7 separate regions of the Homo sapiens genome follow, and all the other regions are linked to region 3. The links are chromatin loops, found by intact Hi-C in ENCODE. Cell type or tissue: OCI-LY7. All regions are shown on one strand.

What was found. Peaks named below come from ENCODE experiments on the same cell type or tissue, not always from the same donor. Only the 100,000 strongest peaks of a DNase experiment are listed, where the experiment ranks them.
Region 1: it touches region 3 in a loop (2.5-fold over the local background); 9 of 110 quality-filtered maps call a loop at or near these places.
Region 2: it touches region 3 in a loop (9-fold over the local background); 31 of 110 quality-filtered maps call a loop at or near these places.
Region 4: it touches region 3 in a loop (8-fold over the local background); 10 of 110 quality-filtered maps call a loop at or near these places.
Region 5: it touches region 3 in a loop (5-fold over the local background); 85 of 110 quality-filtered maps call a loop at or near these places.
Region 6: it touches region 3 in a loop (7-fold over the local background); 9 of 110 quality-filtered maps call a loop at or near these places.
Region 7: a loop joins it to region 3, with 7 times the contacts of the local background. A loop is called at or near these places in 67 of 110 quality-filtered maps.

The regions. Positions count from the first base shown.
Region 1 is chr12:93,075,824-93,079,823 of GRCh38, forward strand. The region is part of intron 3 of LOC643339 (a long non-coding RNA gene); the gene reads right to left. Among named protein-coding and RNA genes, the nearest start is that of LINC02413, 87 kb to the left of the region's middle. In OCI-LY7, no CTCF peak of the experiment used is centred here; no DNase peak of the experiment used is centred here.
Region 2 is chr12:92,783,124-92,787,123 of GRCh38, forward strand. The region is part of intron 22 of EEA1 (early endosome antigen 1); the gene reads right to left. Among named protein-coding and RNA genes, the nearest start is that of PLEKHG7, 82 kb to the left of the region's middle. In OCI-LY7, a CTCF peak has its summit at 2,158 (motif pointing right); a DNase peak (open chromatin) is centred at 2,178.
Region 3 is chr12:92,985,487-92,989,486 of GRCh38, forward strand. No RefSeq gene overlaps it. Among named protein-coding and RNA genes, the nearest start is that of LINC02413, 3.3 kb to the right of the region's middle. RefSeq lists an enhancer at 2,754-2,803. In OCI-LY7, CTCF peaks have their summits at 1,989 (motif pointing right) and 2,190; DNase peaks (open chromatin) are centred at 2,015 and 2,735; H3K4me3 peaks cover 1,052 bases; H3K27ac peaks cover 1,996 bases.
Region 4 is chr12:93,095,872-93,099,871 of GRCh38, forward strand. The region is part of intron 3 of LOC643339 (a long non-coding RNA gene); the gene reads right to left. It overlaps LOC105369908 (a long non-coding RNA gene), which reads left to right. Exons shown (of 4, transcript NR_188219.1): 2 at 244-365; 3 at 3,462-3,532. Among named protein-coding and RNA genes, the nearest start is that of LINC02412, 76 kb to the right of the region's middle. RefSeq lists an enhancer at 2,462-2,711. In OCI-LY7, a CTCF peak has its summit at 2,327 (motif pointing right); a DNase peak (open chromatin) is centred at 2,380.
Region 5 is chr12:93,395,116-93,399,115 of GRCh38, forward strand. It overlaps NUDT4 (nudix hydrolase 4), which reads left to right. Exons shown (of 5, transcript NM_019094.6): 3 at 374-418; 4 at 3,656-3,740. Among named protein-coding and RNA genes, the nearest start is that of NUDT4, 19 kb to the left of the region's middle. In OCI-LY7, a CTCF peak has its summit at 1,853 (motif pointing left); a DNase peak (open chromatin) is centred at 1,836.
Region 6 is chr12:93,500,975-93,504,974 of GRCh38, forward strand. MRPL42 (mitochondrial ribosomal protein L42) reads left to right here. Exons shown (of 6, transcript NM_014050.4): 6 at 202-4,000. The coding sequence ends at 247. Among named protein-coding and RNA genes, the nearest start is that of MRPL42, 35 kb to the left of the region's middle. In OCI-LY7, CTCF peaks have their summits at 2,226 (motif pointing right) and 2,452; a DNase peak (open chromatin) is centred at 2,257.
Region 7 is chr12:93,417,864-93,421,863 of GRCh38, forward strand. The region is part of intron 1 of UBE2N (ubiquitin conjugating enzyme E2 N); the gene reads right to left. Among named protein-coding and RNA genes, the nearest start is that of UBE2N, 22 kb to the right of the region's middle. In OCI-LY7, a CTCF peak has its summit at 1,771 (motif pointing left); a DNase peak (open chromatin) is centred at 1,748.

The sequences.
Region 1 (4,000 bases), 90 kb after region 3:
ACAGAAGAGCAATGTAAAGGTGTTGAGGTAGAAAGAATTGGAATGTTCTAAGAAAATCAGGGTGTCAGTCTGGTGGGACCATGGAAACAAAGAATGGAGAGTAGAGGGAGATGTAGTCAGAGAGAGGACAGGCACCAGATCAAATGGGTCTTTATATGATAATAGCTAATGTTTATTTAGCACTTACTTTGTGTCAGATGCTATTCCAAGTAATTTTTATGGGTTAGTTATTCAATCATTATGCAACCCTATAATTAAATACTATTATTATTCCCACTCTTCAGATGAGGGCACTGAGGCCCAGAGAGGCTACATAACTTTTCCAAGGAGCTCTAGTTGTTAAGGGGTGGAACGTAGATTTGAACCCAGGCAATTTGGCTTCAGAGTCTCGGTTCATAACCACTTTGTCATAGGACCATCTTGTGATTAGATGTTATTGCAAGATCAATAAGATATCAATGAAGGGCTTTAAGCAGAGGTGACAGGACTTGTTTTGTATTGTTGAGATGATCACCCTAGCTGCTGCATGGAGCAAAAAGGGAGGCAGAGAAACCAGATGGAGGCCATTATGGAATTCCAGCTGAGAGAAAGTCATGGTGTGGATGAGGGAGGTAGAGGTGAAACAGACAGAAATAGACACTGTTAGGATACCTTTTTGAAGCAGAGCTGTAGGGGTTTGCTGACACCTTGGATGTGGAGGTGAGGGGAGGGGAGGAACTCAGGCTCACTGCTAGGTTTTTTACTTGAGCCATGTGTCAAGTGGAGAAGACATCTAGTGAGTTGGGGGAAGAACAGGGTGTAGAGGGGATATGTGTTGAGTATTTGAATGTCTAGCATCCATTTCCCTAACAGCACCCCCATTTCTTGTTAGGGAACACCACCTCCTTTTTTTTTTTTTTTTGAAGCTGAGTTTCGCTCTGTCGCCCAGGCTGGAGTACAATGGTGCAATCTCGGCTCACTGCAAACTCTGCCTCCCGGATTCAAGCAATTCTCCTGCCTTAGCCTCCCAAGTAGCTGGGATTACAGGCGCCCGCCACCACATCTGGCTAATTTTTTTGTATTTTTAAAGAGACGGGGTTTCACCATGTTGGCCAGGCTGGTCTTGAACTCCTGACCTCAGGTGATCCGCCCACCTCGGCCTCCCAAAGTGCTGGGATTACAGGCATGAGCCACTGCGCCCGGCGGGAACACCTCTTTCTTATGAGTTATAGTCAAGCCGAGAGGCCATACATGATTGAGATAGTCCAATCAGGTAATCCTTTCCTGGAATGCGAATCTGAAGAAGGACAAAATTCAGTCCCTCCAGGAGCTCCTAACAAGTTTTTTCTTTTGCAAGGCATTTGCTGTGCTTCCTAGTTCCAAGTCCAGGACTCCAGCCTGCCATCAATTCTGCGAGTCCCAAAGCCTTCCAGCACATTCTGCCTGCCTAAGTTAGCCAGTGCCAGTTCTTCTTGCTTGTAAGCAAAGAAAGTACAGGTTGGGGATAGGATAGGGTAGAGGTGTGATGCTCATAATCAAGAGATACATTTTGGACAGGGTAAGTGTATTAGTCTGTTTTCACGCTGCTGATAAAGACATATCCGAGGCTGGGAAGAAAAAGAGGTTTAATTGGACTTACAGTTCCACATGGCTGGGGAGGCCTCAGAATCATGGTGGGAGGTGAAATGCACTTCTTGCGTGGTGGCGGCAAGAGAAAATGGGGAAGATGTAAAAGCGGAAACCCCTGATAAAACCATCAGATCTCGTGAGACTTATTCACTACCATGAGAACAGTATGGGGGAAACCACCCCCATGATCAAATTATCTCCCACTGGGTCCCTCCCACAACATGTGGGAATTATGGGAGTACAATTCAAGATGAGATTTGTGTGGGGACAACAGAGCCAAACCATATCAGTGAGATTAAGATGCCCATAAGACGAGTCAAGGAAGCTGTTTGATATATGAACCTATAGTTCAGGGGTGAGGTCTGGACCAGAAAGAAAGAAATTTGGAAATCTTCAGCATATACATAGTATAGTTCTGTGTGGGAAAATATGCCATATCTTTTGCTAAAAGGATCCTGATTTTCTTTCGGGGAAATATCCCTCCTTCTTGGCTAAGAATCATGACAGGCTGTTAATCAAAGTTCCAGATTCTCCTCTAGCCAAGAAGTAAGGAGAAGTCTCAGGCCTGAACAGTCAGCACAAGCCATTTACCCAGTCGTAGTGATTATTCAGGGCTATGCAGATAACCCAGATCATTTCAATAAGAATTAGCCAAAGGACTTTTAGTGGAACAATAAGGAAGGAAAAGTTGTTCTTTACAGAAGAATTGCTAAACTGGTACAGTGCAAGCTTGGAGCTACCAGAGCCTTTTTTTTTTTTTTTAAACCACCTTGGGACTGTAGCCTAATAAGAATGAGACCAACACAACACAACAGGAAAAAAGACCCAAGTAACAGAGGGAGAGAGGCCACGTGCTGATGCAGCATTGAGGCCCATGAGGCTGTCAGTCCTGGAGCTAACATCACAATTACATGAATCAATGAATTCCCATTTTTGCTTCAGAGTTGAGTTAGTTTCTGCTACTTGTAACCAAGTGGGTTCTGACAAGTACAAATGGCATTTAAATGAGTAAGATCACACAGGAGGAAAATGTAGCTAGGACTGAGCTGCAAAACACTAATAATTAAAGCTCCAGTAGAGGAGGAGGAGCCAGCATTTTGGTTAGATTGTTTCTTGTCTTTGATGACAATTGGGACCAGAAAGGTAATGCAATGTATTGTATCGCTGAAAGAAAGAGAATCTGTTAGCAGAGTATCGCAAATTTTGTTTAACTGTCTGATAGGTACAAAAAGGGCCTTATGTTTGCAAATTCCCAATATAAAAAATTCGCTTGTAGCTTAGTGTTGGCACGTTATTCCTGTGTTTAAAAGTCAGTACCTCATTGCTGAAGAGCACCATTGCTGCTGAGTCATGCCATCCAAGACAACTATGGCTACCTGCCTTTTCTTGGCACCCAGCATTCCGAGATGCTGGAATTCAGTGATTTTGGCGAAGACAAGTCAGACATGTGCGGACTGTTGGTAAATATGCACCAGCCCTTTGTGGCTTGACTGCCCAAAGTCAGGGAAGAGCTTGGACTCGATCTCTGCTGGCCCCTGAATTCATTTTGGATGAGGCAGGTTGGTGTGTGCTAACCAGGGTCCCCGTTCCTAACAATAGCCAGACTGGCATCGTTGGCTTCAAAATGGATTGTTCTGGCTCCCAAGTCAAAAGCGGCTCTGCACAAAACTAATATTTTGAGCAAATTGTACAGAGTTGTGCACAGTGGAATGATGAGTTTTACCCAATAGGGAGTGCTGAGACAGCCAAATGGTGGCTCTGAAGTGAGTGCCAGGAAGCTGGTCTTGGGGATGGGAGCAGAGTCATCATAGAAATGGATGAATGGCAGGGACTGCAGAAACAATCAAGTAAGAGTCTGCAATTAGAGGAAAGAGTTTGCTCTTTTAGCCAGACACAAGAAGACAAAGGGAAACTCTTCCTTTTGCCACACAGGAAAGAAAATGTGGATTTCAAGTTGTTTTATTCTGGGTTAGTAGGCTCTGAGAAGCACTTAGAGCCATCCAGCCAGCCCATGCTTTGAAAAACTATCATCATTGACTCTGTGAACACAAGGCTCATTGATAAACAGCACAATGATGCTCTTAAGTACTCAGGCACTGGAGCCAGACTGCCTGGCTCACCACTTCCTTCCTTAATGTTCCTGCGCCTCAGTTTCCTCACCTATGAAATGAGGATGACCATGAACGTGGGAAGCATTATGTTAATGAAATAAGCCAAACACAAAAGGGCCAATACCGCACGATTCCACTTATATGAGGTGCCTAGAATAGGCAAATTCCCACAGACAGAAAGCGGAATAGTGGTTACCAGGGGCTGGGGGGAAGAGGGGGAGAATGGAGTTATTGTTTAATGAGTATAGAGTTTCTGTTTGGGATGTGGAGAAAGTTCTGGC
Region 2 (4,000 bases), 200 kb before region 3:
AAAACCCCAACTTGAAACTAGCTAGTTGGTCAGAAGTTCTGGAAGCCTGGATTAATGATTGGTGTTTGGAGTTGTAGGGAGCAGTCTTGGGGATTGAGCCCCCAATCTGTGGGATTTGATACTATCTCTAGGGAGATACTGTCAGAATTAAATTGGAAGACACACAGTTGGTGTCTGCTTCTTGGTGTGTGTGGGAAAATCCCCATATGTTTGGTCACAGAAGTCTTCTGTGTTGATGATTGTTGTGGTGTGAGAGTAGGGGAAAAACACAATTTGAGAGAGTTTTTCCTGAAACAAATAGGAAGGATTATTTTGTCATGGAATAAAAATAATAACAACTTCACAGCTGACAACCTGATCAAGTGAACAAAAAGAGAAAATTCAGCCAAACATAGAATGAGGCTCTATCCTGAGAAAGCACACTGTCCTCTTCTCATCTATATCGTAGAAGTAGTGATTGTCATTTAACATAGTCCATAGTTGTTGACTGTTTTAAAGCCCAAGTATTTTGAGAAGAAGAAGTTGGGGAAAGGGGAAGCTTTTTCACTCATGACACTTCAGTTGGGGATAAATATGGTAACAGGTAGATAATGGGTATGGTAGGAACCTTGCCACTCTCAGCTGCTACTGCGAAGAATCAGCAGGGTAAGAGATCCAACTGATCTCTTCCATCAGATCTGGAAAAAGCTGATCTTTCTTATTCTGGAGATACAGCTCCTTTGAAAAGGAGGCAGAAAACGTAATTTAGCAAAGGATCCTTGCTGAGTAGGCTTGTATACAGCAAGTACTCAGTAAAAAAAAAAAGAAAGATGAAATAAATAAATAAAGATCTTATTTATGAGGATTCTTAAGCTTCCTGAAAGTTTACTTCTTACCAGTAACCCAGTTACGTCTTTCTGATATAAATTAAATCTTAATTTTCAATGACTGCCAGTAGAACACTAAACCCCTTGAGGCTTTTTTCAGGGAAGAATTAACATCAGCTAGTTCTTCACTAATCCAGCACCTAACCATTAATTGAGAACACTGCTAAGACAGAACAGGAGGGTACAAGCTGGTCTTTGACTTAAGGGAGTTGAGTACATCGCCCAAAAAGCAGAACAGCCATGTAAAATGGAAGCTACACAGGGCAGGAGAGTATACGCTATGTGCCAAATGCACAGAAAAACAGTGAGTGTGAGATGCTGTGGAGTGGGGTTTACAGAAGGCTCTATACCACATGTGGGAACTGACCTATATGTCACAAAGGGTGAGAGTGATTTCACATAAAAAAGGAGAAAAGTTGACAAAGTCCAGTTCAAACAGTCTACAGCAACTATAATTAGTTAATAGAGATCCTGATCTAATGTTTAAAAATACCAACGCTTGCTAGAGCCTGGAAAGCAACCCTAACCTCTAACCACAAGATTTCCAAAAAGCCCATGGTTTAAATAACAGCCTATAAAATGTTAAACTCACAAAACCCAGTGACTGATTTTTTAAAGTCAAGCTCAAAATTTGGACTGCTCCATGAAATCCTTTCTGAACATGCCAAGACATGTTTTCCCCTGCCTCTGAACTTTCATCTACATCATTCAATGACATAGATGAACATTTATACTGCCATGCATTTTAAATGTTCTTTTCATCTTTCTTATTGCAGATTATAATAATATTGCATATTATTTCCTCTGCTCAGCATCTCTTCCCTCGGAGAACCCTCTCTCCCATTCCATGGTTTTGTTGGGACTATCTCTAACCCATCTACTCCCCTTGAAATAGGCAAATCCCTAAATGGATCAAATACCAACCTTGACCCTGATTATGCCAATCACATTATAGCACCCCAGTAAACAAATGATTTCTGCAGTGTTCCATGGTAGCTGTTGTTTTTGTCTATTCAGCAAGTTTTCCCATACTTTCTTAAAAAAAAAAAAAAAACTTCATATTTTTAGTTGTTTTTTCTTGATTTCTGATGAAATGATATAGAGTACTAGGCTAAGAAGATTTATATTTAATTCTAAATCTATTATCCTAGAATTTTCACTTCACTCAGGGTGTAAATTTTACAGTTAAATTCTACCTCTACCTTTCCTGGACAACAAAGAGTGGTGTACAGCATAGCCAATCTGAAATATCCAGTCAACAAACTTAAGTACTTCATAAATAATCCAGCAGATGGGGCTAAAGGCATAGATCAGGCCAGGCTACCTTCCATTCTACTGGTGTCTAGGTATATACACTGTTAGCCCATGCTCTACACTGTCAACCCATGGTAGATAGCCTTGAAGTAGTTAGGTATCATGTTACAAGGCTCTGAATCTCTCCTCTTCTCTCTCTTATACACAAGACCATCCAACATCATTGAAGCAAAAGAAAAATAATAACTGATAGCCATCTCTTATCCTAGTCTATAAATATCATCTGAACTTCCCTAGGAATTGACTATTTTTTTTAATTAGCTTCTTAAGTAGTTCATACACTTCTCATTTTAAAAGCATTTTATATAAAATTTACCAATCTTTTATTTTGTTAAAAAATTATAGTGAAATGATGAAAGAATGGCAGACTTTGAATCAGAACTAAGATTTAACCATGGTTCTGTTATTGTACAGCAGTAGGCCTGTCTTCTCTGCAAAAGGAAGCACTGGGCCTGCTCTCTTTGGCAAAAGCAAGCTTTGGAATAGAGGATCTATCCAAGGTCCCTTAACAGTTGTAAAACTCTATGGCAGCCTTGTCCCTCAGCTTTCTCTTTTTGCCCATATTTACATTTGAGTTATTCTTTCATGTATGAAATTATTAGTACACAACATAGCTTTCAAGCATAATAAAAATCGCTGGCTTAATGAAAGAATATCAATCAAATCAATTAACATTGATTAATTTAATGTTGGTTCCTGTTACTAGCTTATGCTTTGGGTAAATGACATCCATATGGAAAGAGTGTGATTTCTATAAGACTTTTCCAATCAAACATTAAGTTTCATCTCTTCTATCATTTAAATATCCTTCAAATTCATCCACTTTTCTCCATCCTTGCTATTACCAGCCCACACCACCATCGTCTTGCACTTAGACTACTGCAAAGTCTTCTGGTCTTCAGATTCAGCCCTGTTTCTCATTCCTCAATCTGCAGTGAGTCATTTGCCTAAAATACAAATGTAAGTAACTCCCTTTAGTGGTTCCTCACTGTTCTTAGGCTAAGCCCAAACTCCTCCACAAAGCTTCCTTGACTTTCAATACTTTCAATAGTGTTGTAAGGTCAAATAATAATAATTTAACACTACCTAAATCTTGTGTGGTATTTTTTCTTAATAACAACTATTGCTAATTTTTACCTCCAGATAAACAGATAGATACATAGATAGATACATAGATATTCTACTGGCACTATGAAAATTCTTTCACCCAATTTCCTATCTCTGTCAAATCCTTGCAGCCAGGTATGGGTTCAGTCCTTTTGTTTCTTCTCTCTCTCCCATTAATCTCTATTTCATCCTCTTTAATGTTCATCCCAGTTCTAATCAACTCATACCTCGACTATTAGAATTTATGGAGAAAGGAAGTTAGTAACCTCTTAACTCATCTCTCCACCACTAGTCTATCCCAGGTCCAATCCAAGCTGTCTGCAAACCACTACCAGGTTGTTTTCTAAAGTACTATTTTCTTCATTTTACTCCTCTATTTAGACTTTTCACTTTTTCCCCTCAAATATAAAATCCAATCATCTTTGCTAGGCATCTAAGATACTTCACAATTTAGATCCAACCTTTTAAACCTTAATTCCAAACATAAACTAGTACGCCAGCAAGGCAATTATGTTAACTGTCTGCTTGCTTTATTCATTCTCACTATGGCACCTTTTCTCAAATGTGCCCCTGAATAAAATGACCTTTCTCCGGAGTCTCTGTGTATTCAAATTCAGGACCTAATCAAGTCCCACCTCCTTCATAATTCCTTATAACAGCCTATGGATAAAATATATGCTCCCTATCTAAATAAAACATTTTAATATTCTTTC
Region 3 (4,000 bases):
ATATAATAAATCTGCGCATGTAGCTCTGAACTTAAAAGTTTAAAAACACAAAACAGCCGGGCACGGTGGCTCATGCCTGTAATCCTAGCACTTTGTTAGGCCAACGCAGGCAGATCTCTTGAGGTCAGGAGTTCAAGACCAGCCTGGCCAACATGGTGAAACCCTGTCTCTACTAGAAATACAAAAAGTAGCCAGGCATGGTTGTGGATGCCTGTAATCCCAGCTACTCGGGAGGCTGAGGCAGGAGAATTGCTTGAACTCGAGAGGCAAAGGTTGCAGTGATCCAAGATGGCACCATTGCACTCCAACCTGGGCGACAGAGCAAGACTCCATCTCAAAAAAAAAAAAAAAACAAAAACCAAAAACCAAAAATAACAACAACAACAAAAAAACATCTGATGTATCTCTCAGAAAGCAATATTCCATTTATGTTTCAGGACTGGATTTCTCTATGGGCTTATTGGTGTATATGGGAGACAGAGCACGTTCTAATAAATATTGTCAATATTTGCTTACAACAAATTTCTTTCTTCTTTTTTAAAATTTTCTTTATTTTAGTTTGAAAAAAAATAGAGATGGGGTCTCACTAGGTTGTCCAGGCTGAGCTTGAACTTCTGAGCTCAAGTGATCCTCTTGCCTTGGTTTCCCAAAGTGCTAGGATTATAGGCATGAGTCATTGTACCTAGTATCTCTCTCTCTCTCTTTTTTTTTTTTTTAAATAAAATAGAGACAGAGGCTAGGTGCGGTGGCTCATGCCTGTAATCCCAGCACTTTGGGAGGCTGAGGCAGGCAGATGACGAGGTCAGAAGTTCAAGACCAGCCTGGACGACATGACAAAACCCTGTCTCTACTGAAAATACAAAAATTAGCTGGGCATGGTGGCACATGCCTGTAGTCCCAGCTACTCAGGAGGCTGAGGCAGGAGAACCGCTTGAACTCGGGAAGCAGAGGTTGCAGTGAGCCGAGATCACACCATTGCACTCTAGCCTGGGTGACAGAGCGAGACTCTATCTCAAAAAATAAATAAATAAATAATAGAGACAGAGTATGACTATGTTGCCTAGGCTGTTCTTTAACTCCTGGTCTTAAGCAATCCTCCTGCCTTGCCCCTGCTAAAATGTTGGGATCACAGGTGAAGCCACCATGTCCAGCCTTTTTTTTTTTTTTTTTTTTTTTTGCTTTCTCTCTCTCTCTCTCTTTCATAAATTAGAGATGGAGTCTCACTATATTGCCCAGGCTAGTCTCAAATTCCTGGCCTTAAGTGATCCTCCCACCTCGTAATCTACTTTTTGGGGACTAATGAGGTGTAGCCAAAATACAACATGTGGGAGGCAGTAAATGTAGAGATTAGGAGTAGATTTGGCAAGCCAGACTGCTGTGGTCACACCCCAGCACAGAATTTATGAATCCGGCTCCTCTCCATTCAAATCTCTGCCAAAAATCACCTCCTTCTGGAGGCCCACCATGACTATTCTATTTAATACAGCTTACCCCACTGCCCTATCACTCTCTACACCATTCTCATTTTATTATGCTCAGAGTATCTATTATTCTCCGAAGAAGCATTTCTTGAAATCTAGCTGGTAATCTTCTTTCCTTATTAGAATGTAAGCTCCATGAGAGCAGGGATCTCTCTGTATCAGAATCTGTATTGTGCTTGGTAGGTAGTTGACTCAATAAACATTTCTGAGTGAATGAATATATTATATGGAAATTGAAGAATACAAGCTTCTCCACATAAGCACGTGGCAGAAAAGACAAAAAGAGAGGTAGAGAAAAAGACTCTCTTTTTATTTAAGCTTCCCTCCCCTGTTGAAATCCACTACTCCAAAAAAGGGAGACACTGACCAAAACAGAAACAAAAGAAACTAATTCTTGGTTTTTATGCTTCCTGATAATTTAAGGGATTTTCATAGATAGGTTTGACAAATGCAATTTTTTTGCCTTAGGCACTGGCACTAGAAACTATTAATAAACAAGATTGGCCTACAGAGGGTGCTAGTTCTCTTCAAAAAAGTAAAAGAAGTGCATGCGCTTTTCCACTGGGTCTGGGAAAGAGTTTACAAAACAAGCAGAGACACAGCTTAGTAACAACTAATGAAACGTCTAAATTGCCACATTTTGCTTCATAAAAAAAAAAAAAGGAGGAATCTGTGAAAGTGCCAGAGGCATTCAAAGACGTCCCCTGAGGAAAAGAATTGGCATCATTTTTCAAATGCAAAGAGAAGCTAAGCTAAGAGAAGCATCCATTTAAAAAGTTTTTTTAGTTCTTATTTTTGATAGAGAAGGGGTATCACTATGTTGACTGGCCTGATTTTGAACTCGGAGGCTCAAAGGATCCTCTGCCCCTCAGAGTGCTTGGATTGCAGGTGTGAGCTACCAAGAGAGGCATCCAGAAGTTGAAAAGACTGAATCTGTTGTGAAACAGAAGACCCAGGTCGGGGGAAGTTGTTGCCAGCCCTGGAGGGAGGAGAGGTGACAGGCCTCTGCCACATTCCACCCCCACTTCATGCTGGGACATGGGGACCTGGAGACCTAGTGTGAGATGCCTGTAGACTCTGTAACTGGAGGAGTGTTCTGACAGCTGTGTTTCCTGAAACTGAGTCTTGGTTTCAGAGTTCAGCAAGGGATATGCATGGTGGTGGTAGCGTTGGGACAGAAGCGGGGCACTACTTGAGAGTTTTGAAATATGTAATTTGTCACAGCAAGGACAAGGGCAAGTGAGCCTGGCAGGAGGGAGGAGCCTCTTCAAAGTCTGGATCTGCAAAAAAAATCTTCAGAAGAGGAAATGAAACAAATAAGCGAGTTCTTAAAAAAGCTTTTGAGCTCTCTAAATGAGCAATAGTTGAGGCAGCTTTGATAGTCCAAAGCTAACCTCAAGGCTGGGATTCTTTTATTTATTTATTTATTTATTTATTTATTTATTTATTTATTTATTTATTATTTTGTAGAGATGGGAAGGGGAGGGGTCTCACTATGTTGCCCAGCCTGGTCTTAAACTCCAGGCCTCAAGCAGTCCTCCAGCCTTGGCCTCCCAAAGTGTTGGAATTACAGGCATGAGCCACTGTGCCAGGAAAAGGTTAAGAGTCCTTTTTTTTTTTTTTTTTTTAACTTCAAGGCTGAGATTCTTAATCCTAGTACTCTAGACGTCATATTCCAGTGATCAGATGCAGAATCCATAAGTGCTCTGACAGGTCTTATCATTATGTGTGGTGTTTTCACTTAGTGAGTGCCCTTGTTTTGTCAGTTCAAGGTGGCTTGCTTAGTTACTTTATTGTAATGTTCAATGGCTAAACTTTAAACAAAAATCAATAAAGGGCAAGGAATGAGTTTGCAAAAACTATCAGCCACTTCCCTCAATTTAATTGTAAAATCAATCAAATCTGTTTTTTGGCACAGTGCAAGGAAAACATCTATTTGTCCAATAAACTGTCTCATTGATTAAATGGTTCATTTGGAAGAGATAACAAAAGTCTAAGATTTTAATCTCAAGGAAAAATGTATCTTGCAAACATGTTTTCAAGATCCTGAGATCATATTATTTTCCTTTAAGGATTTGCTTCATCCCAGGTGTTCATCTAATCCTACTTTTGCTATTTTTAATCATTATTCATCTATGTAAAATGGAAAATCTATTTAGATGCTTAAAAGTCAACGTAAGCTCACAAACCTGAATTTCAGCAACTAAAAAGGGAGAAGTAATAATGATTCAGTTCTTACTGGGAGCTACTTTATACACTATTTTATTTGGACCTCATAACAACTATATGAGAGAGAACTGTGCACTCTCTGCCAGGGGTTAGGGTTAACATAAAGCCAAAACCCAGGCAGGTCACGAAAATGAGCAAAGCAGGCCAGTTATGAGTGCTGTCACCTTACAAGGAGGTGGAAACAATGTTTCCGGATCCTGTTTCTTAAGAGAAGCCAAAAGATTTACGTAAAGTCTCCTGATTTTTTTTCAATGGTGGTAATTGATTAAAATAAATATTTCCAATACTGT
Region 4 (4,000 bases), 110 kb after region 3:
AATAACCAGCTCACAAAACTGGAAAACTTAGCAATTGGCTTTTGCAAGCCAGTAGGAGCAGCTCCAGCCCACAAAAGTAATAAAGTATATGCTATCTTGTATTATTATTTTAAATCTTTTATGTCCCCAACTAAATTATATACTTCAGATTATGAAGTTATTTGTCTTAAATACTTCTTTTTATTTACCATGCTGCTAAACACAAATAGGTAATTAACTTCTTTTTTTTTTTTTTTTTTTGAGATGGAGTCTCACTCTGTCGCCCAGGCTGGAGTGCAGTGGCACCATCTCGGCTCACTGCAACTTCCGCCTCCCAGGTTCAAGAGATCCTCCTGCCTCAGCCCCACTAGTAGCTGGGATTACAGGTACGTGCCACCATGCCTGGCTAATTTTTGTAGTTTTAATAGAGATGGGGTTTCACCATGTTGGCCAAGCTGGTCTTGAACTCCTGACCTCAGGTGATCCACCTGCCTCGGCCTCCCAAAGTGTTGGGATTACAGGCGTGAGCCACTGAGCCCAGCTGGTAATTAACTTCTAACATTAATAACGTTTACTCATTGTAAATGTTTTTGAGAGGCCACTAAAATTCACCAATAACAAAATTTAGACTGGGCCCCAAATCTGACCCTTCCTGAATCATATCTTTAACCTAGAAAGTTTATGCACTAAAAAAATTTATCAAAAAAGATATATTGGCTGAGTGAGGTGGCTCACCCCTCTAATCCCAGCACTTTGGGAGGCCGAGGCTAGTGGATTGCTTGAGCCTAGGAGTTTGTGACCAGCCTAGGCAACATGGCAAAACCCTGTCTCTACTAAAAATAAATGAAAAAAAAAAAAAAAGATGTATTACTGACAGTGTAATTGAATCATTTCTGCTACCAGCTATAAGATTGCCTACCATTAAGAGCAGCGGTGACCAGCTTTGTTATCAATGCTGTTAGGAACATTGATTAACTTTCAACCCCAACAAGCAAGCAAGCCAACTCCTATGACTGCTGAAGTGAGCGCTCTAAAAGAGAGAGTATTCTTGGAGGAGGGAGCCCCGTGGTGGGTAAACAAACTGAGAAACTTAGCTAACCAAACTTGCAAGAATGATCAGTCTCTTTATAATTTACGGTTACCAAGAATTGGCATGTAACCCAAAATGTCAACTTATTATCAAGGAGATACTATCATTATCCTACTGATGGAATATCTTCCCAGTAACAATGATATTGGTATTCATTAACCAGGATTCTTCCTTCCCAGAAACAAGGAATCAGATTAGCAATGAGAAGGATATTTGTTGTGTATCAACATGGAGAATTTAAAGGTCTTGAAGCATATATCCTCTAGATATGAAAAATCCAAACGAACTATCTCTCTTCCACAGTGGAGTGTATCTATTTGGTGCAAAAGTAATTGCAGTTTTTGCCATTAAAAGCAATGGCAAAAACAGCAATTACTTTTGCACCAGCCTAGTATCTAATCCCCAGACTATTAATATCTACCAAAGTGTGTCTGTCATCTATGAAAATTACTGGTAAAGTCTGTGAAAATTTTCACTGAAGGTCAGCAAAGGCACTATTATCTCATGCTGGAGAAGTTACAAGTGAATACTAGTACTAGTAACTAGTATTCATTAATACTAGTTAGCTTTGTACACTACAGTTCCATGGCAGAGACAGCTTACTGAAAATATGCCCCAGTTCAGGGTTGGCAAATACATAGCACATGTGCTGTCCCCATCCCTTCCCATACTCTTGGCAGACATCACTAATTGATCACTACACTCTTCCTTCATTGAGTCTTACAGTTCTTCCCAACACAGCTCTATATGCAGCACTACCAATCCTGGCCCTGAGCTCCAGAAGAAGAATTAGGAAGCAAGGCATGTGCAGGTTTCTCACAGGGAGGTTAAGGACTACATGGAACTAAGTGCATTATTTCAAGTTCATTTTGATAGCTTGCTGTTAGAAGGTTAATGTTGTTGCCTGCTGCTCCTTACTGTAAACCCCTAGGTCCTGACTACCGAGGGGATATCAAGGGCTCTATGTTGGCTTTGGTTTTTCTCCTCTCCAGTGTTACAATATGGAGATGCCTACGTCTTACTTACACAGAACGAATTGTTCACCATCATTTTGTCAGTGAATGTATGTTTTAGAAGTCAGTTACTATGGGTGCAGCACACCAGCATGGCACATGTATACATATGTAACTAACCTGCACATTGTGCACATGTACCCTAAAACTTAAAGTATAATAATAATAATTAAAAAAAAAAAAAATAAAATAAAAAGAAGTCAGTTACATATTTAAGCTTCCCTTGGCTCTTTGCCACTTCCACTAGAGGGCGCCACTGAAAAGGAAAGGAGGTAAAACTAAAGGGAAGCCATTTTTCTCCTTAGTGCCTTTCTGTTGCCTCTGCTCAGCCTTACCATCCAGAAGAGGAAGTCCTCAACCAGTCTGCACAGCCTCTGGTGTACCACGGACATAGCACTCTCCACACAAACAGAAACATCTCTTGCTATACTTGCCCTTCTCCTCTGATCCCAAACACCCTTCATTCATCTCAATCACTTTCCCATGGACTTGTTTTCCTTCTTTCATTAGAACCAGAGCTCCATGAGGGCAAAGCTGGTCTTTGTCTTCCCATACCATTATGGTGCCTGGCACAGAGTAGGTCTTCCATACACAGTTGTGTGTTACAAACCTCATGTGCTGAAAAATCACAAGCCTCTTATTCAAGGTGACAGAAATGGAAACCACACCACCTTATTAAGTCGTAGCAAATTTTCCACAACTTCATAAGCATGTGCTTGGACCCTGCTTTCTAATTCTTCAAACCAGGAAATAACTCCCACATGGGCACTAGTGTTCTGCTCTTCTACACAGTGGAATTAAGCTTCTTAACTCCGCATCTATAAGGTTTGATACAAAAGGAAACTCTATTGTCATTTAACCTGACGTTCTAGCAGTTTTCCTTGAAGTTCTCACAGGAGAACTTTGGGGACAATCCTCTCATCAAAATGATTTCTAGCTGCTACCCTTCTCCCACCTTGAAATTCTTAAAGTTTCTTGCCCCCTTGTTGACTTTAATTATGTTCTTCCAATAGCCTTGTAAAATTGAGCAAGTTCCCGACAGCATTTTGAAAGGCCCTGTGAGCTCCCTGGTCAGCATTTTCAATCTCTAATTATAAATCTGCCTGATGGCTTTCACTTAATACTTCTAAGGTGGGGCTGAGGGTAATTGATGGTTTTGAAGCTAGCTCTTTAATAGCAGCCGTCAATGTATCAAGGCTTAATTTCTTTCATGATCTCAGAGAAGTTGCTGCAAGTGGTGAGGAACTTATGTTATCATCCATCCTAGGAAAACAGAGAGATTTTATTAGAGTGTAGTGAAATATTTATAAGAACATTAGAGCTTGTGGGACTCAAGAACTGACTTCACCTCAAACTTTCATTTGCATACTTGCTTCCAGGGAAATCTATTATGGGATGGCCTGGATATATCACTTTAAAAATCCTGCTTTTAATGAACAAATGAGAAAAGGTGAGTAGTTTTCTCTAGAAAGAACATTTTTCTCACCCACTGTCTTCCCGGAAAGATAAAAATATGCTCAAAATATAGCATAGAAATAAAGGGACTATTTTGAAACAGAGACGAAAACATTTTAACTCAAGAAAGAAACGTCAGTGATGATGGAGGATTTCCTTAACAAGAAGAAGAGGCTTCACTGTTTGTTCACAAAGAAACTCGGTCTCTCAGTCTTTAGTTGTGACTTTCTGTTTTACCGAACTATTATTTTAATTGTGGCTTCTCTGTGTTCTCGTTGCCTTCCCGTAACATTTCCATGTTACTTTGTTGGTACTCATTGTCCTTCTGACAAGCCATGTCAGTCTCTTCCACACTGCCTCTTCCATCAAATGTATACTACAGTACCTTCATTAGCCCATTATAGATGCTATGTTTATTCATTCATTCAACAAACATGTCTTGTGGGTCTACTATTGGCCAGAT
Region 5 (4,000 bases), 410 kb after region 3:
TGGGATTACAGGCGTGAGCCACTACACCTGGCCTTAATTTTTGTATTTTTAGTAGGGACAGGGTTTCACCATGTTGGCCAGGCTGGTCTCGAACTCCTGACCTCAAGTGATCCTTCTGCCTCGGCCTCCCAAAGTGCTGGGATTACAGACATGAGCCACAGCGCCCAGCCAGAAATACTAATTTTTGATCAGTCCTTGCCGCTGATGAAGTAAATGACAATAAAAACTTCACAGAAGCAGGAAGATAGTGAGTTGGTATGGGGAGGGGTATTGTATTTAATTAGATTTAAGTAAATAGCCAGAGTGTAACTTGTATTTATATACATTTTGTTATAAAAAGGTAAACATTTTATATTTCATCTTTTTTTAATAGGCTGGAGTCAAAGGAAAACTAGGCAGACTTCTGGGCATATTTGAGGTGAGTTAAAAAGTAATCTTCACTTTGCTGATAATAGAATTAATGATTTCTTCCTAACCAACCAAATAATGTGGCAGCAGCCTGAACCAGACATTTCTCTCAGACTAGCAGTAGGCAGTCAGTCCAGGATTAGGTAGGGAGGGAAGTAAAAGCCACTTTTTCATATGCCACCACTTTTATTTATTTATTTTTAATTAATTTTTTTTAAGACAGAGTCTCGCTCTGTCGCCAGGCTGGAGTTCAGTGGTGCAATCTTGGCTTACTACAACCTCTGCCTCCCAGATTCAAGCAATTCTCCTGCCTCGTCCTCCCAAGTAGTTGGGACTACAGGCACGCGCCACCACGCCCAGCTAAGTTTTGTATTTTTAATAGAGATGGGGTTTCACCATGTTGGCCAGGATGGTCTCCATCTCTTGACCTAGTGATCCGCCCACCTCGGCCTCCCAAAGTGCTGGGATTACAGGCGTGAGCCACTGTGCCCGGCTGCCATCACTTTTATATAGCATTATTATGGTAGTGATTACTTCTGTTTGAAAATACAGTGGAGCTGATACTGAAATGTTTATCTTAATCCACTGTAGACTGTTTAGGGTATAGATCTTTTAGGAGGTACAATATTTTTAGTATGACCTAAGAGCTTAGGTCTCATGTGTTTTATCTGGAAATGTCCCCATTGCCCTTAGCAAATATTATATGATACACCTAGTGACTTAAAGGATTGTACGAAGATATAAATCTCAGGTACATAGAACAGATGCTAAAAGAATAGAATTCTCTTTCATATATTCTCTTATTACTGAAGGCAGAATAGAATTTTCAGGGAGGGAATTTGAATGTGATAGGCAGTCTCTGGAAGCCAGGGAGAAAGGAGGTCCAGATGTATCTTCATCCAAGATTCAGACCTAGATACACAGTATACCAGAAACATGGTCACTTTCCTTTTTTCAGGGTGCTGTTTATAGGTTAGTACAGCCTTTATAGTAGAACCATATAAATTTTATTTTTAAGCCTTAGGAATTCAGAAAAAATCCCGATTTTGTAGCACTTGGTAGAATTGATGATGACTTTTACCGGAATACAGTAATTAAGAGTAAAGTTGGCCGGGCGTGGTGGCTCATGCCTGTAATCCCAGAACTTTGGGTTGGCCAAGGCAGGAGGATCACTAGGTCAGGAATTCAAGACCAGCTTGGCCAATATGGTGAAACCCTGTCTCTACTAAAAATACAAAAATTAGCCGGGCATGGTGACGCACGCCTGTAGTCCCAGCTACTTGGGAGGCTGAGGCAGAATGGCTTGAACCCGGGAGGTGGAGGTTGCAGAGCGGCACTCCATCTCAAAAAACAAAGAGAAAAGTCGTTCAAGTAGAATTCAGTCTTTTCCAGAATTCAGCAGTTGCTTCACCCAGTTAAATAGCACCATCTCCTGGTTAAACTGAAAAACATACTGAGGTTTTTACAAATAACACATTTGTCAATATGCTGACAAGGTGTTTGAAGAAAATGTCTCACATTATAAATAAAGCTTAAATAATATGGGAAGGTAACAGTATTAAGTGCTTTACAAATACTGTTTAACAGCACACGTCAATCAAAAAATACCTTTCCCCTTAGAAAATATAAGGGAAAATTGGATTGCCCTGCCCATTCATCCCAGTGATTTTTGTGAATTTGTGAATATAGCATAATAAATGTACTGATTTGTGAGACATAGAAATAAAACAACTGATTCTTAAAAATAATGAATGATGTGTTAATTGACAGTTGCCTCTAATTTATTGTTGTTTTTATTCCTTCTCAGATATAAAAAGATAATCCTTCCCAGCTGTAAAAACCCACTGTTTTGAGTAGATTTTTCAGGTTGTTTGTGGCCAAAATCAGGACAATTATCTAAAGTCGTGGACTATGGCAAAGAAGGCTAACTTTAATCAGGATGAAGGAAGGCCAACTTGTTTAATTTTTAACCCAGAAACAAGCTCAGTTGCCTGTTTTATTTAATTTATGTTTTTTTTTTTTAGATGGGGTATCATTCTGTCATCCAGGCTTTAGTGCAGTGGCATGATCTGGGCTCATCGCCACGTCCGCCTCCTGGGCTCAAGCGATCCTTCACTTCAGCCTCCCAAGTAGCTGAATTACAGGCATACAACCACGCCCGGCTAATATTTTCGTATTTTTAGTAGAGACGGGGTTTCACCATGTTGGACAGGCTGGGCTCGAACTCCTGACCTCAAGTGATCTGCCCGCCTTGGCCTCCCAAAGTACTGGGATTACAGACGTGAGCTTCTGCTCCAGGCCATGGGCTATTCTTTATGTGCACCTTGATAGGCCTGCAGGAGGAGTGCTTAAAGGAACTGGTGCTGTTTGCTCTTACAAAGGTCCTAAAGGAAGCAGTTTTCCATGTCATTGAAAGGTTGTCAGGATTAGCCCCAGGGAAGAGGGGATAGGATAAAAACTATGGGAATGCAGGTCTATTATTTTAATAAGATTGCATTCAACTCTTAAGATTTTCTTTATGAAAATAACATCAGATAGGCCAGGTAAGGTGGCTCACACCTGTAATCCCAGCACTTTGGGAGGCCGAGGTGGGTGGATCATGAGGTCAGGGTTTAAGACCATCCTGACCAACATGGTGAAACCCCGTCTGTACTAAAAATACAAAAATTAGCCAGGCGTGGTGGCGTGCACCTGTAATTCCAGCTACTCGGGAGGCTGAGGCAGGAGAATCACTTGAACCTGGGAGGCAGAGATTGTGGGGGAGCTGAGATCACGCCACTGTACTCCTGGGCAACAAAGCGAGACTCCCTGTCTCAAAAAAAAAAAAAAAAAAAAAGAAAAGAACATCAGATATATAGAAATAAGTGTTTAAAGTTTAGTACTGGAGGCTGGGTCCTCATACCTGTAAGCTCAGTTTTTGGGAAGGCCAAAGCAGGAGGTTCCCTTGAGGGCAGGAGTGGACCAGCCTGGGCAACATCTCCAGACTTCTACAAAAAAAGTAGTATTGAGAGCCAATTTCACCACCAGTAATGATGAAGCTCTAGTTCTAGTCTTCTGTTTAACTTTTAAATGTTTTGTCTTATATAAAGTCACTTTTGTGTTGGACTGTACAACTGAATATACTTGCCTGTGCTGGGAAATACGCTATGCTAATCAGCAGTATGCCAGACTAATTTTTTTCCCTTGGAAAATGTGTCCATGGCTAGCTCCTGTAGATTAAAATGCATTTCTTTTTATATTCAAGCAGAACCAAGACCGAAAGCACAGAACATATGTTTATGTTCTAACAGTCACTGAAATATTAGAAGATTGGGAAGATTCTGTTAATATTGGTAAGTTCCCTTTTGTTATCTGAATACTCTGTTCTAACAGAAGATTGGGAAGATTCTGTTAATATAGGTAAGTTCCCTTTTGTTATCTGAATACTCTTTGCTTATATTCCTGTGTCCAGTTTCCATCCTAGATTTTTTTTTTTTTGGTCACTTTTCATTTAGAGCAGGGAAGATAATTCAAATGTAGAGATGCATATTCATCTTAATTATTCCCCAACATATTGTTGTCTAAGTCATTTATCGGGGAGTAAGTGGACATT
Region 6 (4,000 bases), 520 kb after region 3:
AAAAAAATGATTAGGTAAAGAAAAGAAAACAAATTTTCACAATGGGAGAATGTGGCTTATTACTAAGAAATGGCTGATACGTAGTTTCATTGATTTTTTAAAAAAATAGTTCCAATAGCAAAATAATCATAGAAGTTAGATTTTTATCAGGAATAATTTTTATTAAAATCATCTTATTCCAAGTATTTTCTTCTTTTCAAGGTATCACAGATGTCGTAAGAATCTGAATCCTCCAAAAGACAGATGATGCGGAGGTTCCTGGGGGAATCAAAGAGAAATGTGCCTCATTTGCCATTTGAGAAAATGCAGTCTGGTGTATTCAGTAATATATAGTAAAGTAATAATGATAAAATATCTTTTCATATATTAGAATGTGTACTTTTATATAAAGTAATTCTGGATTTGACATTCTCATTTAGAGAAACCTATTTTCTTTTTTCTTTTTCTATTTTAGTGTTTCATTTATGTGCGGTCTCCAATTTAGGACTTTTCCATAGTGCCAAAGCCATACATATTCAGTAGAACATCAATAAATTACATCAGAAATTCAACACTTTATTATAAAACGGGCTTCGTGTTAGATAATTTTGCTAAACAGTAGGCTACTGTAAGTGTTCTGAGCATATTTAAGACAGGCTAGCATTTTCAATTTACAATATTTTCAACTGATAGTAGGTTTATTGGGATGTAACCCTATGATAAGTTGAGAAACATCTCTTTTTGTGTGTCTACTGTGATTTAAGTATTTTTAATCATCAGCCAAGCATTGTTAGTAGTATAAATATGATTAATAAAAATGTGCATGGCTTTCCTGAAGGAGATTTTTTAATTGCCTTTGAGAATAAACTCATAAGGTCTACCAAGAAAATAAATGTTATGATGTTTCAGTTGGCTTCTAGGAAATAATTAAATTAGTGATATTTTAATCAGGTTTTACTATCTGCTAGGCCCCTTCCATCAATTCTTATTAAATTCTCAAAATAATCCTTTGAAAAGGGAGTATAATTACATTTTACAGTGACTCGAACCTTACCCAAACAAGTGGGAGAGCCAGGAGCCAAACTATCAGGCTCCAAAGCTTTTTTTTAGTGCATCACAATGACAAAGGGGTGGTTTTCTTTCACCCAAGAATGTGCTTTCCTGGAAATTTTTCTAGATAGAATATTATGTAATTTGTTTTGAAGGTTTTTTTTCCTGACTGTCTTAAAGATTATGCTAGCTTTAGAACACATGCAAACAGCTGCAGCTCTGTGATTAAAATGTTAAGGTCACTAGAATAGTGTTAGGAAAATGTTAATAGATAATTCTGCTGCCTCTATTAGCTTATGTATGATCCTTAATAGCATTGCTTCCCCTTCAGTTTCTATTTAGGAGGTGAAGAATCTTTTAATAAGGTAGAAAGTTGCTTTATTTAAATTTGTACTGTAGAATGTTTGTGATACAGTATTTGTAAAATTGATATGAAAAATAATTTCTCAAAGTCTATTGTTTGATCTAGTTATTTTAATAAAGGAACTCTAGAAGTTTCAAGTGGCCAGTGAAGTGTGAGGAATAGAGAGTAAAGGAAATAATTAATAATGGTGACCCTCTGTTAAGTGGTTTACTTTTTCCATTAATATAAATTTCATTTGGAAAGATTAAAAAAACAAGTTTGATTGAACTTGATAAATCAGAAATATTTACCAGCTTTGTCGATGGTGTATTCTTGAAAAATGTTTGGTTTTCTTTCAGGTTGACTTATATCCAAAATTCTACAAATTCTTAGCTATGTTATAAATGTAGAAAGAAGTGAAAAATCAAAATATGATTATGAAGATTTTCTTCTCTTCCGAGTACAAAGCTCTGCTAAATAAGGATTTACCCAAGATGCCCACATCCACATACTTATGTGTCAGTGCTTTGGAGAATTAACTTTGACTTTATTCTACTGGAAGTATAGATTAACACTGTGCTTTCTGGGATTTTGCTTTTCATGGGTTGCTGATTTTTAATTTTGCTAAATAAGCACATAGTCCGTGATCACCAGCATCACCTGCCCTCTGTTCCTCCCCCGTCCCCCAGGGATAAGAACCTGTTATCCACCATCAGTAACATTTTATGAAAGATCTACTTATTTGTCTGTTTTGCAGACATTTTAAAATTCGTAAAGTGGGATGCTTCTTTAATTTAAATACATTTAGCTTCATGAAAAACTCACTACACAGTTCTTGTTCAAGCATTATTGGGAAACCACCAGAGGGCACTCTCACCCAGGGCTTAATTTGAACATCTCGCCCAAAAGTGACTTTTAAAAGCACTTAATTAGCAGAGAATTTGGATGTTCATTAGTTGAGAATGACTAGTAGAATAAATGGTAATAGTGAAATTAAGTGCTGGAATATTCTGAGTAGACCAATAGCAAAAACTGATTTTTTTTTTTTTTTAAAGAAAAGGTCTTGCTGTGTCGCCCAGGATGGAGTGCAGTGGCACAATCACATTGCACTGCAACCTCAATATCCTGGGCTCAAGCAATCCTCCCACCGCAGCCTCCCGAATTGCTGAGACTACACATGTGTGCTACCATGCCTGGCTAATTGTTTTAATTTTTTTTATAGAGACGGGGTTTCGCCATGTTGCCCAGGCTGGTCTTGAACTCCTGGGCTCAAAGCGATCCACCCACCTTGGCCTCCAAAAGTATGGGATTACAGGTGTGAGCCACTGTGCCCAGCCTTATTTTTTTTTTTTAAGATAATATTGTTAACATTTTGTATTTCTCTGCATAAATATATTTCAAAAATAAAAATAGAGCTCATAATATATGCTGTTTTGTAATGCTTTTTTCACTTAATAGGAATTTTTTCCGTATCATTAAGTACTCTGATTTAATGGGTGCATATTATTCTATAATCTGGCTTGTCATAATTTAATTAACTCCCTGCTGTTAGACAAAATCATTGTTTCTGTTCCATCTTGTGAATAATGCTGTTATTAACATCCTGGTGGATTATTACCATTTTCTTTTTTTATTTTTTTTTTAAATTTATTTCTTCTTTTTTTTTTCTTATAATCTCATCAGAAGCTGGCAAGATCATTACTGTTTTCTTAGATTTGTTTCTGTAAGTGCAATCGTTGAATCACCATGTCCGGCATCCATGTTTATGTACATTTTTAAAGTCAGTGGTTTAAACTGTATACTTTTTGGGTTTTGGAGATGGAGGTTTGCTCTGCCCAAGCTGGAATGCAATGGCGCGATCTTGGCTCACTGCAGCCTCCACCTCCCGGGTTCAAGTGATTCTCCTGCCTCAGCCTCCTTAAGTAGTTGGGATTACAAGTGTGCACCACCATACTCAGGTAATTTTGCATTTTTAGTAGAGACAGGGTTTCACCATGTTGGTCAGGCTGGTCTCGAACTCCTGACCTCAAGTGTCCACACACCTTGGCCTCCCAAAGTGCTGGGTGGGATTATAGGTGTGAGCCTCCATGCCTGGCCTAAACTGCATACTCCTAACATCAGTATATAGAAATATTTTCTCTTTAGTTCTATTAAAATTTTAAAAAATCTTTATCAATTTAGTAGGCAAAGACTGGAAAATGTTTTAATTTGATCAGCCACTTTAATGTATGTCTCATTTCAAAGCATATAAAGTATACAAGTTTCAGGTCCTAGCTTAAACCTATAAGAGGCCTTATTATGGGCTTATTTCCTTTGCAGCCCTTTACCATAATGTGTTTCTTCTACCTCCCCTGCACAACATTGTTTATATGCCCCCTAAAATGTAACTTCTTTAGATTCTGTTGTTACGTGCAACACTGTATATCTCTCCATAGCACTTAATCAGAGTTTGTAATTAGGCATCTTTTTGTGTGATTATTTGGTAAATGTCCATATCCCCTACTAGCCTATAAGCTCCATGACTTCTAGGTACCCTGTCTGACTACGTGTATCACTGTTTCTACCGCCTAACATTGCCTAGCACATTCATTGCTTCACAGGCATCTGAATATGGTTTTATAAAATACA
Region 7 (4,000 bases), 430 kb after region 3:
AAATTTGTAAGATAAAACAAACGGGCTCCTTTTTTGGGATCACTAATAAAGCAAGTCAATTCTTCATTATGTACACAACTGTAAGTTACTTATGAGAATCTGCAAGTTCACCCTCTATATATATAAGTGGGCATTTTTATTTATCACTTTTTTTGTAGAGATGGGTTTCTCTATGTTGCCCAGGCTGGTCTCCTGCCTCAAGCAATCTTCCCGCCCTGGCCTCCCAAAGCAATGGGATGACAGACGTGAGCCACCACACTTGGCCCAATAAGTGAGCATTTAAAAAATGTTACCACCAGCCTGGGCAACATAGCAAGACCCCATCTCTGCAAACCAAAAAACTAAAAAAATTAGCTGGGCATGCTGGCATATGACTATAGTCCTAGCGTACTTGGGAGGTTGAGGTGGGAGTACTGCCTGAGCCCAGGAGTTCAAGGTTACAGTTAGCTGTGATCATACCACTGCACCCCAGCCTGGGCGATAGTGAGACCTTGTCTCTTAAAAACAAAACAAAACAAAACAAAAAGTTAATTATCATCAATGGACATTTTCAAGTGCATACCCCTTGCTTCATTTTATCTGTAAGCCCTGTGAATTTTACTACATGATTTTGTATAACATAACATTCTTAGAAACATATAATGTCTCATTATAGTAAAACTGACTGCCTATTTTCTAGCTGGGATTAGAAATAGAACCAAAGTTTTGCTCAAGCTCCCCATTACACTACTTCCTTACAAATCATAAGGCCACCTAGAGATACACTAAGATAAAAATGGCTGATGAGTACTTTTCTCCACAGCACTGCTATCCAACAGAAATATAATACAAGCCACGTAAGTATTTAAAAATTTTCTAGTAGCCAAATAAAAAAGTAAAAAGAAACAAGTAAAATTAATTTTAATATATTTTATCTAAAAATGTATTCAAAATATTATTTCAACATGAAATCAGTATGAAATTAATGATGTATTTTATCTTTTATCATAGCCTTCAATGCCCACTGTGCAAATTACACTTGTAGCACATGTTAATTTAAACTAGTCATATTTCAACTACTCAACAGCCACATGGAATGATTAGTGGCTCCCAAATTAGTCTGGAGAGTGAAACACAAGACAATCATGTTATAATGTTACTGCCTGGTCATTATGAATAATTTAATTTATTTCATATAATAGGTAAAATTTTGTACAGAAACTTTAAAGCATCACTATTTTCCCCTCAAAAAATTCTATACAAAAAGTAATGTCAGGCCGGGCGTGGTGTCTCATGCCTATAATCCCAGCACTTTGGGAGGCCGAGGCGGGCAGATCACCTGAGGTCAGGAGTTCGAGACCAACATGGAGAAACCCTGTCTCTACTAAAAATATAAAATTAGCCAGGCCTCGTGCTGCATGCCTGTAATCCCAGCTACTCGGGAGGCTGAGGCAGGAGAATCACTTGAACCTGGGAGACGGAGGTTGCAGTGAGCCGAGATCGTGCCACTGCACTTCAGCCTGGGCAACAAGAGTGAAACTCCGTCTCAAAAAAAAAAAAAAGTAATGTCAGAACATTTGACATCACTAATAACAGAAATGCATGTAACAACAGTTGCTGTTTGCTACACTCACAAGATTGTGTTTGAAAAAAATTTATGGCAATTTCAAAACACATTAAATGAACAAAAATTAATTCAAACAAGCTAACTGAATGATGAAGTAAAGAGTTCACTGAGGAACTATTTTAATTTTTACAGTACACACTACCCCCTAGTGGACATAAGACATCATCTACTTATTTCACCACCTTTCCTTTGCAAATGAAAAAACTGATGCTCTTAAAAGTTACTGTACCCAAGTTTGCTAAGCTTTTTAAACTTACATTATATGATCACTCCTTGCTTTGGTAAAACCAAACCAAAGTTAGCACCTACCTAAACACGTCCTTGAAAAAGACCTATAGATTCCAACAGTAAATAAAATGAAAATAGCTTAAGAAAACTAATAAAAGCAAACCAAGCAAAGCTAAGACAATTTTGTATTCCCTTTCTGCTTTCACCTCTTGTGCCTATCTTGCTCCTAACCACTTAGACTCCCCCAGATAAGCTAACTGGGTCCATGAGAATTTCCTGAAAATGCCTATCCTAAAGTCAAATGGAGAATAATGATTCTCAAGACACACCCCTCCCTTGTTCTTTCTTTTCCCTTCTACTCCCACATATTTAAATCTCAAAATTTCTTAGGTGGCAGATTCAGAGAAGGAAAAACGGAAGAAAAATCTATTTCTAAGATTCTGCGTACCAAAGACTAAATCTCAGAGTACTTTAGACCAGAGTATTCCTTTTTTGGGAAAAGCTTTATTTATGGGTTGATAGGTAACAAATAGGTAAGTACTCTCTATTCCACTTGAAGTAATAATGAACAGATGGGGCCAGATGACTTGGGCTAGAAATCTCTACATCCTAATTTTTTCCCTCAAACCTAGACCAGATCAATATTTCTGTGAAGCTCAGTGAAAAGGAATGGAGACTTGGGAGCTGGAGGGACTTCTGAAAGTCAAAGTATATATAATCTGAGATACATCAGAATGTATCTCAGGTCTGAATTAGTCTAAAAGTTTCTCCCTTGTACTTCCAGTTTCCTGTTCATTACCACCTCTCCACTTACTGTAACTACGCACAATAACTGCTGGTTTACTTCTCAGACCCTAAACTATTTGAAGAGAGGAACCCCAGCTAGTAAATGGTGGTAAATTCTAAATAAATGCTTGCTTGGTGAACGAACATCTGCAATGCTTAGGTACCACCCAGAGCTGATGAGGAATACTGTATCTGCTGTGTTCATTGGTAAATTCCATCTCAGGAACAGCATTTAAGATTATTCCAATCACTGACAATGACAATGGACAAAAATCAGAATAATCCTACTAACAAATTGTCCCACCAAGAAGAAAAACTGTTAAGCTGAATTCCTTTATTTCTTGTCTATCTTGCCTCCCCAATTCTTCTGCCCACTAAACACATCAGGTTGTATTATAGTCTGTGTATATTTTCCTCCCCACCAGTCTGTAAGCCCCATAAAAGCAGGGACCACATGCAATTATCAAGCACTGTCCCAGATATACAGAGAATCAATAAAAGAAAATCTCGGGTAACAGTTAAGAACAAACTATGCCAAATACTGACTTAAGTGCTACATATGTATTAGCTCATTTAATCCTCATACTCATTTTACAACTGAGAAACAAAGAGTAATCGACCAAAGCTAGTGAATGACAGAGTGAAGATTCAAATCCAAGCTGCTGGGCTCTATTCAGTCTGGTTTCAGGATGTGTTTCTTAATCTTTTTCTTTCTTTTTTTTTTGGGGGGGCTGGGGGGACAGATTCTCACTCTGTCACCCAGGCTGGAGTGCAGTGATACAATCTCAGCTCACTGCAAGCTCCACCTCCCGGGTTCACACCATTCTCCTGCCTCAGCCTCCAGAGTAGCTGGGACTACAGGCACCCACCACCTCGCCCAGCTAAATTTTTTGTATTTTTAGTAGAGACGGAGTTTCACCGTGTTAGCCAGGATGGTCTCGATCTCCTGACCTCGTGATCTGCCGGGCCCGGCCCATGTTTCCTAATCTTGATGGTATACAATAAAGACAATTAACTACATAAGCAGTAAATGTCTAATGTTTGGCAGGGACAGTAAACAGCACGGGAGTTAAAAGGGCTATTTTCAACCCTTCATAATCGTGAAGTGGTGCTTCATGAAAAAGGTAAATTTAAGCCATAATGTCATAAATTTTTTTTTCTTTTTGAACTGGTAACCAGAAAAGTATAGTCTTATTAAGATAAAAATAGGAAAAAAACTGATTTGATTGAAAAATTGGTATATACTATTTTGACTTGGAATTATCAGATGGTAAACCATTTTGCCTATCTTTGATAGTGCATGAGATCAACATGCTCTAAAATGTTTCGTGACTTTGAAATATAAATTTACTTACAAATGTTTACTCATTGCTATTTTGT